Regions from separate parts of the Homo sapiens genome. Here all the other regions are linked to region 3. A link is a contact called in ENCODE Hi-C or POLR2A ChIA-PET data. All regions are on one chromosome and are shown on one strand. The core of a region is the stretch at or near the end of the contact, and the rest is flanking DNA. Distances in the headings are between cores, read along the strand shown. Region 1 holds the start of KCTD6 (potassium channel tetramerization domain containing 6). Region 2 holds the start of PDE12 (phosphodiesterase 12). Region 3 holds the start of THOC7 (THO complex subunit 7).

What was found. Hi-C counts contacts between places; a loop is a spot of excess contacts on that map. ChIA-PET counts read pairs that join two places held with the same protein, here RNA polymerase II (POLR2A). Pooled maps may share reads with other maps.
Region 1: a loop to region 3 is called in a map of CD8-positive, alpha-beta T cell, with 15 times the contacts of the local background. The contact joins the promoter of KCTD6 here to the promoter of THOC7 in region 3. A Hi-C loop is called at or near these places in 1 of 168 maps with a recorded cell type or tissue (CD8-positive, alpha-beta T cell) and 5 of 50 pooled maps. POLR2A ChIA-PET finds 5 or more read pairs at or near these places in 1 of 52 experiments (HepG2).
Region 2: a loop to region 3 is called in a pooled map, with 4 times the contacts of the local background. The contact joins the promoter of PDE12 here to the promoter of THOC7 in region 3. A Hi-C loop is called at or near these places in 4 of 50 pooled maps.

Annotation. Positions count from the first base shown.
Region 1 is chr3:58,489,493-58,493,528 of GRCh38, forward strand. KCTD6 (potassium channel tetramerization domain containing 6) reads left to right here and starts at 2,604. Exons shown (of 3, transcript NM_001128214.2): 1 at 2,604-2,677. RefSeq lists a silencer at 2,255-2,904.
Region 2 is chr3:57,553,725-57,557,706 of GRCh38, forward strand. PDE12 (phosphodiesterase 12) reads left to right here and starts at 2,550. Exons shown (of 3, transcript NM_177966.7): 1 at 2,550-3,963. The coding sequence starts at 2,656. It also overlaps a transcript of DNAH12 not described here. RefSeq lists enhancers at 2,044-2,823, 3,314-3,483.
Region 3 is chr3:63,862,268-63,866,092 of GRCh38, forward strand. THOC7 (THO complex subunit 7) reads right to left here and starts at 1,538. Exons shown (of 8, transcript NM_025075.4): 1 at 1,505-1,538. The coding sequence starts at 1,523. It overlaps ATXN7 (ataxin 7), which reads left to right and starts at 1,600. Exons shown (of 13, transcript NM_001377405.1): 1 at 1,600-1,891. RefSeq lists silencers at 1,257-1,476, 1,807-2,046, 2,057-2,276.

The DNA of each region.
Region 1 (4,036 bases), core at 1,354-3,853, 5.4 Mb before region 3:
CACTCATTCCTTAAGGTATGTTATGAGGCTCATGTAACTTTGATAGCAAAGCCAGACGAGGAGAGAATAAGCAAATAGTAGCATATCTCAGTCATCCACGTGGATACAAAAACCCTAAATGAAATATTAGCAAATGGAACCCTAAATGAAATATCAGCAAATGGAATCTAGCGGTATACTGAAAAAATAATACATCATGACGTGTGAAATTCCTTGAATAAAAATGCATTGACTTAAAAAAATACATTATCAAGGCGAGTTTATCCCGGGAATACATGGATGGTTTAATATAGTAAGATCCATGGTTGTAATTCATTACATTGCAATGGGGGGAATCTCACATTGATAAAATTCAGCACCCATTCATAGTAAAGAAGAATAGTGCTTCCTTACCCTGATAAAGAATATCTATCAAAAAATCCACAACAAACACTATAGTTAATGGTGATATGTTACAAGCAGTCAAGAACAGGATAAAAATGCCCATTACCATCACTGCTCTTCAACATTGTGTGAGAGAATTTAGTCAGCACAGTACAGCAAGAAAAAGGAAAAAAAGGACAGGAAGATACCACACTGTTATGACTTGCAGACTCTATGATTATTTGCACAGCGAATTCAAGAGAACCTACAAACTTATTAGAACTGAAAGAGTTCACTTTTGCTGAATATAAGATTATATAAAACCCAACTGCATTTCAATAGCCATCTATCAATTATAAAATACAAAAGTGAAAGTACAATTAGCACTAGTTATAAAAATTTTAAGATAGGAGGGACTAGGTCTGACAAAATCACCAACAAAATTAATCCATCAGTTTTTATATGGGGAAATAGAAGCCCTGAGAGGGGAAATGACTCTTTCAAGGATACCCAGTAAATCAGAGGCAATTCTGGGTTTTCAGTGGCACCAAATTCTGGAGATCTGAGTATTGGGTAATTTTGGTATTGTCCTTCTATTAAAAAACAACAAAACCCAGTGGGGTGGGGAGGAGTGGGGGGCAAAAAAAAAAAAAAAGAAAAACCAAACCAAAACTCATTGTATTTTTCTGATTATAAATTCAATATTTATGTGTTCTGATTATAAATTCAATATTCATGAAAATTCAGAAGAACGTTATGAAGTAATGCCATTAACATTCCCATACTGTTATCTTGAACACGATGGTCAATGGTTTGATGTATTTCCTTCAAAATTTTTGTCTGTATATATTTATGTTTTTAAAAATAAAATCAGGATATCATGTGTACTAGTTTGTGTATTGATCATTTTCACACACATTTCCCTGTATTCTCACCTAGTCTTTGTGAATTTGATAATGTAGCACTCAGTTATGTTGATGAAGCATATGTCATTTATTTAACCTATCAATTTGAGCTTTTGGAGACAAATCAAGTATCAGATATAACTGTGATGATCATGCTGATACAATTTCAACCCCAGAGCTAGCTCACACACATGCAGACGTGAAACCCAAGTGAGTTTCTAAGGCCAGTGGTTATTCTGGTGGAGAAGGTTAAACCCAGCATCAGGTAACTGGTCCCACCGGAAGGGGACAGTGGCCTGGCTAGCAGGAAGTGAATGGACTTGGAACGAGTGGACGGATGGAGACCAATTAGCCCTGAGGCGTTAGGTGCTGCCCATCCTCTGCAGCCTTGGCTTCCTTCCTGGTGAAGTGGGGACAATACCAGCGCCAGTCTCATCTAGGGTCGAGCTCCTCCAGGCCCCAGAGCCTTTGCATGGGTCGTTTTGTCTGCTGAAGGTAGCTCTGCCCTTCTCTCCACCTGGCTGCCCGTGTTGCTGAGCTTCTGGGCCCAGCAGCCCTTTGCTGTCTTGCCCGTCAGGCCGGACCAGACCGTCTTGCCCCGGTGGCCCCGGGGGCTTCTTCACAGGCCTCATCGCAGGGTTGTCTCCCCAATGCAGGGCAGGCAGGAGGAGCTCTGGCCGCAGGTCGGGGTCCAGGTCTTCCTCGGCCACTGCGTTTGGAGCAGGGGCTCCCTTCCCTTCTTCTCCATCTAAGTCCTCTAATCATGTCCCTCCCAACACTTACGGCCATAACTTGTCATTATTTTGTCTATTAGCTGTTTCCTTGAGTCTTGTCTGTCTTCTCCTTTGATTAGGACCCGCCTCCGTCTTGGTGGCCGCTGTATCTCCTAAACCCCCAGGCCTGAGATATAGTGGGGGGCCCATACAAGTTCGTGAAATGACTAAGGAGAAACAGCTGTGGAGGCACCACCCCTGAGGACGCAGTGGGCCTGGGGTTGGGCGGACCCCAGGCTGCGGGCGGAGGCGGGACGTAGGGGCGGGGTTTCGGGGCTTCGGAGCGGAGCCTAAGGGGCGGGACTGGGGCTTCGGGGCGGGGCTTCGGGGCTGCGGTCGTGTGGTCTTGACCGCGCGGCTCCGACTGCGCTGGCTGAGTTCCTCAGGCCGCCCGCTCTCTGGCTTCCAGCCCGCGCTGCCGTTAGGGGGCGCCCGCGCTCGTGGCGCCGCGGCTCTGCTGGGAAGGCGCCGCCCGCGCCGGGCAGCTGGAGCCGCAACTCCGGGCGCGGGCTCAGTCGTCCCCTCTGCCGCCGCCGCCGCCGCCGTCGCCGGGCGCGGGCTCGCTTGTCCCCGCGCTCGCGCTCTCCGGCCGCGGGCATCTCCCGGCCCGGCCGCAGCAGCCGCCGCCGCCGCGCAGTGAGTGGGGCTGGCGCGGGGCTTGCGGGGCCGGGGTTTGGGAGGGCCGGGTTTCAGGAGACGTCTGCGCCGAGCGGCCAGGGGAGCGGGGCTGAGGAGGATCTGGGCGGGGGCTCCTGGAACGGGGCGGCGGCGGGGCCGCGTTGAGGGGACCGCGCGTCCCGGGCTGGCACGAGCCAGCAGCGGAGGTGCCCGCGGCGGGGCCTGGGCGGGGGTTCCGGGGCCCGCCCGGCGGGGATGCGCGGTTTCTGCGGGCCCGGGTTCGGAGCCCCGCGGCGCGCCCCTCGTCCGGGCCCGGAGCATCGCCCGCCCTACCCCTGGCCGGGTCGGGTTGCGGGGGCTTCGCTGGCGGGGCAGCAGCGAAGGGCGGCCCGGACGGAGATATTTGGGGTGTGCTCGAAAATGATTGTTTTTGGGAGATGGCGCTTATTAGCCACCAATTGCCCTAGTTTAAAGCTTGAGGCAGGACTCAAAACCCTGCCTTTGGGATTTTCTGCCCTGAAGAGACTCTCAGATCGCAGCTGAGTTCTTTATGCCTAGATTTGTGTGTGTGTGGTGGCGTTTTTAATGCTTGATGTCAGAGGTGATAAATGGCCATGGTAATGGGGAGCCCTGGCAGCACCTGCTGGGCTGACAGTGGTGGAGGCTGTGTCTGGGGGTGGGACGGGGAAATGAAACGTGACAGAGATCCTGTTTGGATATTCTGCCGAAGTTACCATGTTTCTGTTCAAGTATACCAGTTCTAGAACAAGTTGATGGATCCAATTTTAGGACTTTGTGATAGAAGAGGTTTGGGTGGCAAAGTGACCTGGGATGACCCGGCTCGGCTAAGAATATTTGGGGTAGCCTAAGTATCTCTTCTATATCCCCCTGGCATGTTCTTTTTTTCGCTGTCACAAATGCCCTATTACTTGAATCATCCTGGGATAGGAGAGAAGCTTGGGGACAGCATGTAGCACAGTCCTGAGCCCAAGATTGAGATGTTTTCAAATGAACGAATATGTAGCTAGGAAAAGGAAAATGTGTTTGTCAGCAGGGTTGGTAGGTTGAGAGTATTTTCTCTTTGGCCGAAACCATCAGTCCATACTGATACTTGATTTTGTGCTATGCCTTAGATATGAACGATGGAGTGGTCAGGATAGCCATGGATGCCATTCCAAAGTTTTGTGATTTGAATTTTCATAAATCATATTTTAACCAAAGCATTACTACTTAAAGGAATCTTAGGGTGAACCCTATGAATCCTTCAGTGCGCTTGGATTTTGATATTTGGGGTCCATTTAAAATGGAGTACCTGTATGTATTTGGATTCAGCTTTAACTTGGAGATAATCCCGAGTCATGCTTTAAAGAAGTTCCT
Region 2 (3,982 bases), core at 1,300-3,799, 6.3 Mb before region 3:
GAAGCAACAGTTTTATGACTTTAAAACATCTAGCAAAGAAAGCATAAATCTGTCTGACCAATTGATGTAGGCAAAATGTCTAAATTAAATTCTGAAGATATTTCTTTTTTTTTTTTTTCCGAGACAGAGTCTTGCTGTCTCCCAAGCTGGAGGGCAGTGGCGCGATCTCGGCTCACTGCAACCTCTGCCTCCCAGGTTCAAAAGATTGTCCTGCCTCGGCCTCCTGAGTAGCTGGGATTACAGGCGAACACCACTGCGCCCGGCTAATTTTTGTATTTTTAGTAGAGACAGGGTTTCACCATGTTTAGTAGAGATAATGAAACCCCGTCTAATTTTTGTATTTTTAGTAGAGACGGCGTTTTAACATATTTAGTAGAGACAGTGAAATTCCATCTCTACTAAAAATACAAAAATTAGCCAGACATGGCAGTGCACACCTGTAATCTCAGCTACTTGGGAGGCTGAGGCATGAGAATCGCTTGAACCCGGGAGGTGGAGGCTGCAGTGAGCCGAGATCACACCACTGCACTCCAGCCTGGGTGACAGAGTGAGGCTCCATCTCAAAAATAAAAAAATAAAAAAATAATTACATGGAGGCCAATGACAATTACAGTATCAAACACCTTTTTTCTTGCAATTAAAACCAAATGTTTTTAGCTTTTCCCCTTTCAAGAAAATGAAAATTAAAGCTTTTCCATAATTGCAAGCAAAACAACTCTAATGGCCCTCTTAGAAGAAATCCAGAACTTCATACTATGGCTTAGAATGCACTACACAATTTGGTGGATGCATATCTTTCTTATCTGCTACTCTCCCCTGGTCTCACCTTACTCATCACACTGGACCTCTTTCTGGTCTACAGGTAAAGCAATTCATTCGTTCTTCAAGACCTTTTTTTGTTTTGTTTTGAGACGGAGTTTCACTCTTGTTGCCCAGGCTGGAGTGCAATGGCATGATCTCAACTCACTATGACCTCCATCTCCCAGGTTCAAGCGATTCTCCTGCCTCAGCCTCCCTAGTAGCTGGGATTACAGGTGTGCGCCACCATGCCCAGCTAATTTTTTGTATTTTTAGTAGAGACGGGGTTTCACTATGTTGGCCAGGCTGGTCTCGAACTCCTGACCTTAGGCGATCCACCCGCCTCAGCCTCCCAAAGTGCTGGGATTACAGACGTGAGCCACTGGGCCCGGCGTCTTTAAGACCTTTAAAAGAAATAGCAATAAAGTGCACGATTCCTTAGGCCAGGGGAGGTGGTTTTCACTTGTTATCCCAGAATTTTGGGAGGGTAAGGCGGGGGGCTTGCTTGAGGCCAGGAGTTCGCGACCAGCCCAGGAAACATGGTGAAGCCCTTCTCTACTAAAATACAAAAATTAGCTGGGCGTGGTGGTGTGTGCCTGTAGTCCCAGCTACTTGGGAGGCTGAGGCACGAGAATCGCTTGAACTCTGGAAGCCGAAGTTGCAGTAAGCCAAGATCGCACAGCTGCACTCCAGCTTGGGTGAAAGAGCAAGGCCCTACCTAAAAAATAAAAAAATAAAATAAACAGATAAACAACTATTTCTTAATATATGCCCCATTATTATTCCTTATCTGAAATTGAATTTAACTGAGATCCTGTAATTTTATTTGTTAAATGTAGTAACTAAATAGAGTCTTCCTATTTACTAACTAAAAATAAACACTGGGTGGCTCTTGCCTGTTTGTACTTGAGAGGGTTAGGCGGGAGGATCGCACGAGCCCTGGAGTTCGAGGGGGCAGTGAGCTATGATCAGGCCACTGCACTCCAGCTTGGGCGTCAAAGTGACAACCTGTCTCTAATAAAAAATAACAAACAGCCTTCCGCAGTTTGTCAGTACTATTTCTTTCTGCCAATTAATAGTTGTGTGACCCTGAGCAGGTAATATCTCGGGACTCTGCATCTGTAAAGCGATGGATAAAGAGACCTACCTCATAAGAACTATGAGGCTTAAATAAGATAGTGTGTGTAGCGTTTCTCGCATAGTCTGCGCTCACTAAACGGAGTTATTGTATATCGTTCGTTGTTAACTACCACAAAGGCTCTGCTCAGAGGTGCGTAGGCGCTGGCTCAGCCTGGGGTGAACCCACCAGGCCACCGAAACGAGCGATCAGGGTCGGCAAAGCTGTGGAGATGAAATGGGCAACACCTTCCACACTGCGAGTAAAGCTCGCAATCCGGGTGGAGGCCTCCACGTCCTAGCGCAGTCCAGTCCCGGGCGCAGGGAGGAGAGCTGGTCAGCCAAGATTCCAAGACAGGTGTCCACCTCCTCCAACGAAGCGGAACACGTGACACCACCCTATCCACTTCCGGCTTGGAGGGCATGCCCTCCCGTCACCAGCATGCACTTTCGACAAAACCGTGGAATCTAGTATTTTCCTCTGACACCTTTATATTTTCTTCACTTCCCTATAATTCTGACCTATCGTGTAGGTAAAAATTAATCTTCAGAGTATTACAGACATGCGTGCCCACGCGCTAGGCGAAAGTGCGAGTCGGAAGCACTTCATTCCCTCTCTTCGCTAGCCGGAAGTCGCGAGATCTGAATGAGTCAAAGCCGGCGGCCTCGGCTCCTCAGCTCCACCTGACAGTAGGCCGCTGATCGGCCGCGGGTCTTGTCGACCGCTAGGCCACCAGGTTCATGTGGAGGCTCCCAGGCGCCCGCGCCGCGCTTCGGGTGATCCGGACGGCGGTGGAGAAGCTGAGCCGGGCTGAAGCGGGGAGCCAGACAGCGGCGGGAGCGATGGAGCGCGCTGTAGTGCGCTGCGTACCTTCGGAACCCAAGCTGAGCCTGTCATTCGCTTTGGCTGATGGTAGCCACAAGAACATGCAGCGCGACCAGAGCGAGCCGCTGGGTCGAGTCCTCAGCCGCATCGCTACCAATGCCCTAAAGGGTCACGCTAAGGCGGCCGCCGCCAAGAAGAGCAGGAAGAGCCGGCCGAATGCTAGCGGCGGTGCGGCCTGTTCAGGGCCGGGGCCTGAGCCGGCTGTGTTCTGCGAGCCCGTGGTGAAGCTGTACTACCGGGAAGAGGCAGTGGCTGAGGACGTGCTCAACGTGGATGCCTGGCAAGACGGCGCGGTGCTGCAGATCGGCGATGTTAAGTACAAGGTGGAGCGCAACCCGCCCGCCTTCACCGAACTGCAGTTGCCGCGCTACATCATGGCCGGGTTCCCTGTGTGCCCCAAACTCAGCCTCGAATTTGGGGATCCCGCCAGCTCCCTTTTCCGCTGGTATAAGGAAGCCAAGCCCGGAGCGGCGGAGCCCGAGGTCGGTGTCCCCTCGTCATTGTCTCCCTCCTCACCTTCTTCTTCTTGGACTGAGACTGATGTGGAGGAGCGTGTCTACACCCCGTCCAATGCCGACATCGGGCTAAGGCTCAAGCTTCACTGCACCCCAGGCGATGGGCAGCGCTTTGGGCACAGCCGGGAGTTGGAAAGTGTGTGTGTGGTAGAGGCTGGGCCTGGCACCTGCACTTTTGACCACCGGCATCTCTACACGAAGAAGGTGACTGAGGACGCTCTCATCCGCACTGTCTCTTACAACATCCTGGCAGACACGTACGCGCAGACTGAGTTCTCGCGAACGGTTCTGTACCCATACTGTGCCCCCTACGCCCTGGAGCTCGACTACCGCCAGAACCTTATCCAGAAGGAACTCACCGGCTACAACGCCGATGTCATCTGTTTGCAGGAGGTTGACCGCGCAGTGTTTTCTGACAGCTTGGTACCCGCCCTAGAGGCCTTCGGGCTCGAGGGGGTGTTTCGAATCAAGCAGCACGAAGGCCTGGCCACTTTCTACCGAAAGTCTAAGTTCAGCCTTCTTAGCCAGCATGACATTTCATTCTACGAAGCCCTCGAGTCCGACCCACTTCACAAAGAACTGCTGGAGAAACTAGTTTTGTACCCATCAGCGCAGGAGAAGGTGCTCCAGAGATCTTCTGTTCTTCAGGTAAAGTAGTTCCGCCCGT
Region 3 (3,825 bases), core at 288-2,787:
CACCAGTCCAATATCTATTTATTCTTCAAAAATGGGATTAACTTCGAGGAGGCTTTCTCATTTCCATTGATTGGATAAATAATCTTTGTTACATGTTCCTACAGTTCCCAACCTTGTACTTCCTTGTGGTAATATTTGTCACTCTTAAAACTCATTAGTCAATGTTTCTTTCCCTTCAGACCAAAATTTTGGAGAGGGAAAAGTTCTTGCTTGTTAGTTCTGGGTTGTAATCCCAAAGCCTAGTCCAGGAAGGATAAATATCCACTAAATAAATGAAACTGGAATGAAGCAAAGCTGAAATTCCACATGAAGTTCCTGGGTCTTTAGTAGCCTCCCACCTCCACTACTCTTTATCAGTCTGGAAATTTGGGCCTATCACTGTTCTTCCCATGGCCAGGCCCTTTAATGTGGAGACCCTGGTGGTCTTCAACTCTTAAGAAGTGGCCTCTCCACAGGCATTTACAGTTACCGGTCACCATCTCCTGAAAAACACCCAAGAGCCCTAGATATCCCCTTCCCAGATATCAAAGGACCTCCTTCCTCCCTAACCAGATACCTTGTAGGTTCTCCCTCCAGTTGCCAATCATGCCCCTTCCCCCAAAGTGTCACCTTATTTCCGCTCTCAGTCCATAGACCATCTCCCTTAGACTGTCCACAAACCCAGCCTTTGCCCCTCTAAATTCATCCCAGCTGACAACCACCCTTCCTAACACACACACATACATCTTTTATCGTCCTGATCTACCCTAGACGGTCTCATCACTATACTGGCTCCTCCTTACCCCCGTAAATCTCCCAGGTACACTTCCTGATCACCCTCCGGATACCTCATCCCTATCTATTCCTTTTATAAATAATTCCCTGCTCCTCCTTCTCACCCACAATCCACTCGCAGTTCAAGGCCTCATTGCCATCGACTCCACTGTCTGTGAGTGCTTCCCAATATGCCCCAGGACCCCTCCTGGTGTCACGCTCTGTATCCTGACACCCCTTGTAGACGAGTCCCGAAATTCCCGCCCCGTCCCTGGAGCTCCCACTCCCTCCCAGACCTCCACAAACCTTCCAGGCCCCCAGCCCTAAGCCCGGCACCACTGTCCACCCTTCGCGGCTCCTGGGTCCTCACCGCGCCCCTAGACAAACCCGGACTCCCTCTGGTCCCACCCGCCCTTGCACCGCTTCTAGCCGTCTCGGCCACCCACGTGTGTTCCCAGCCCACCGACCACGCTCCCGGCACACCCTATAGCCCCGCGCTGCCTCCGGGAGAGCGGACGGGGAAAGCCGAGGGTCTCCGAGGGGCGCTCGGGCTCTGGCGAGAGGAGGAAGGACTCAGGGAAGCAGCCGGGGAGGCCCGGGGCTCCGGGGAGAGGTCGGGAAGGCCGAAGCGCTCTGGCGAAGAGGCCGGGGAGGCCGAGGGGTTCCCGGAAGCGGGCCGGGAGGCCAGGGGTCTCAGGGGAGGCCCAGCGGGCCGTGCAGCGGGCGCGTGTGGCGGCGAGCGGGGCCTCACCGTCAGTCACGGCTCCCATGGCGTGCGCGGCGGCGGCGGCGGCGGCGGCGGCGCAAGCTGAGGCGGCGGTTGGCGGCGGCGGAGGTCAAACTCCCACAATGCAGCCGGGTAAACAGCCATGGAGGAGGAGGCGGCGGCGCCCGCGGCCGCCTGCTCCGACGCCTGAGCCGCGCCGCGCCGCGCCGCCGCCGCCGCCGCCGCCGCCGCGGGACCCGCGCTCCCCGCGCTCCCGGTACTCCCCGGGGGCGGCCGCGGCCGGCGCGAGTTGGGGCGAGGCTTGGCGGCCGGCGGCGGCCCCGGCTGCAGCCCGGGCTCCCGCCGCCCCCCTTGCAGCCCCCGCCCGGCCCACGCCCAGAGGCCGCCCCGGAGGCCGCAGCCAGCCGCCAGGTGAGCTCGCCCGGACGCCGCCAGGGCTGCGGGGGTGCGGCGGGAGCTGCGGGCCGCCCGCAGTCGGGGTCCCGGCTTCTTCCCCGGGAAGGTGACTGCGGCCCCGCCGCCCCATCCAGGGTGACGCTGCTAGGGGTGGGCTCGTTTCCCTGGGGGGTGGGGAGGGTGACGGGGACGCCCGGATCCGGCTGAGCCCAGGAGAGGCGGGACTAGGGGTACCGAGGGGGGCGCGTCGCTGGGGGTCCCCGCGAAGTTGGCGCCCACGCGCGCTGGGGCGGGTCTCGAACGCCGGCACTTGCGCGGGGCGCGGCCGGCAATCAAAAAAGGCCCCGGGTTCCAGGTCGCGCGGTTCCGGCCCCTGCGGCCGCCCCCTTCCTTCCTGGGCTCGGCGGGTGCGGGAAAAAGGGTGAAAGAGAAACTTGGCGACCTCCCGGAGGAGTTCGCGAAGCGACCAGGAGCGTGTTGCCATCGTCCTCACCCGGCACCCAATTCCACCACAGAGTCGGGATTTCGTCGGTGATCGTGATGGGGTGCTTTTATTTTTCTCTTTGATTTTCAAAAAATGTCTATGTGACTGTCCCTATCTTAAGGGGAAGTTGAAAGTGGGGGCGGGGGTGCTCAATGAGAAACGTTGCCTTGTGTGTAGTTGTTTGGAGCACACTGCAAATTATATTGGCATCTCTTTCCAAAAGTCACTTTGATTCAACTTCGATAGCTTTCTCGTAAATGGCACGTTTAGGTGGTGAGAGGTGGATGAGGAAACAGGCACCAGTGCAGCTGATTTGACCTCCAGTGGGATAGATACGATTAGCACCAGGATCGTGTCTCATTTTGAACCCAGGTTTGTTATTTTATTCAGCCATACCGTTGTTTTCCAATTTTCCTGTCCCCCAAGTAGATCTTGCATCTTCATATCCGGGATGAAGAAGTTGTGTAGGATAAACTTGGTTGTTTCACTTTCCTTACTAAATTTAGGTACATTCTCCCTGTTTTCCCCCAGTTCTTTCAAAGAGGAGAAGTTGCAGATGCAAATGTATTAAAGTGAAGTGTGTTTAACCTCTAGCAAGAAATATGTACAATTTTAGTCATATTATGTGAGACCAGTGACTTCAATAATACCATTACAGTGCTCTCAAGAATTAGTGCTCAAGAACTTGACTTTTGTCACAAAGACAAAAATTACTTTACATGAAGATTCTGAGATGTGACTTGCTCTCCCCTAAGGTATGAAGTTTCCGACTTTGAAAAAATACTGACCTAAACGCTGGCTGTAGGTGGGCATCATCAGACCCTGTTCATTTCCTTGGTTTTAGGAGACAGGGCACTCTAAGAGAAGAATTGTTTTAAATCTTAAGTACTACAGATTGTAAACTGAAATTGTCAATTGATTGGGGTTCACAATACCAAGTTGCATTTTGGTGGGGATAGTTATTGTTTAGAAAGTAATTGTCGGCCGGGCGCGGTGGCTCACGCCTGTAATCCCAGCACTTTGGGAGGCCGAGGCGGGAGGATCACGAGGTCAAGAGATCGAGACCATCCCGGCTAAAACGGTGAAACCCCGTCTCTACTAAAAAAAAATACAAAAAATTAGCCGGGCGTAGTGGCGGGCGCCTGTAGTCCCAGCTACTTGGGAGGCTGAGGCAGGAGAATGGCGTGAACCCGGGAGGCGGAGCTTGCAGTGAGCCCAGATCCCGCCACTGCACTCCAGCCTGGGCGACAGAGCGAGACTCCATCTCAAAAAAAAAAAAAAAAAAAAAAAAAAAAAAAGAAAGTAATTGTCATGTGGTGAAAAGTTTTTTTTAAGTGTTTCTTAATCTTATCATAATACTGATTTTGAAACAGTGTCAGTGATTTAAAATAATCTGTAATATTTTCATGGGAAAGTATCACTGCCCCCTGTAACTTAAATTTTCGTGAGATACTCTCTGAGTTAT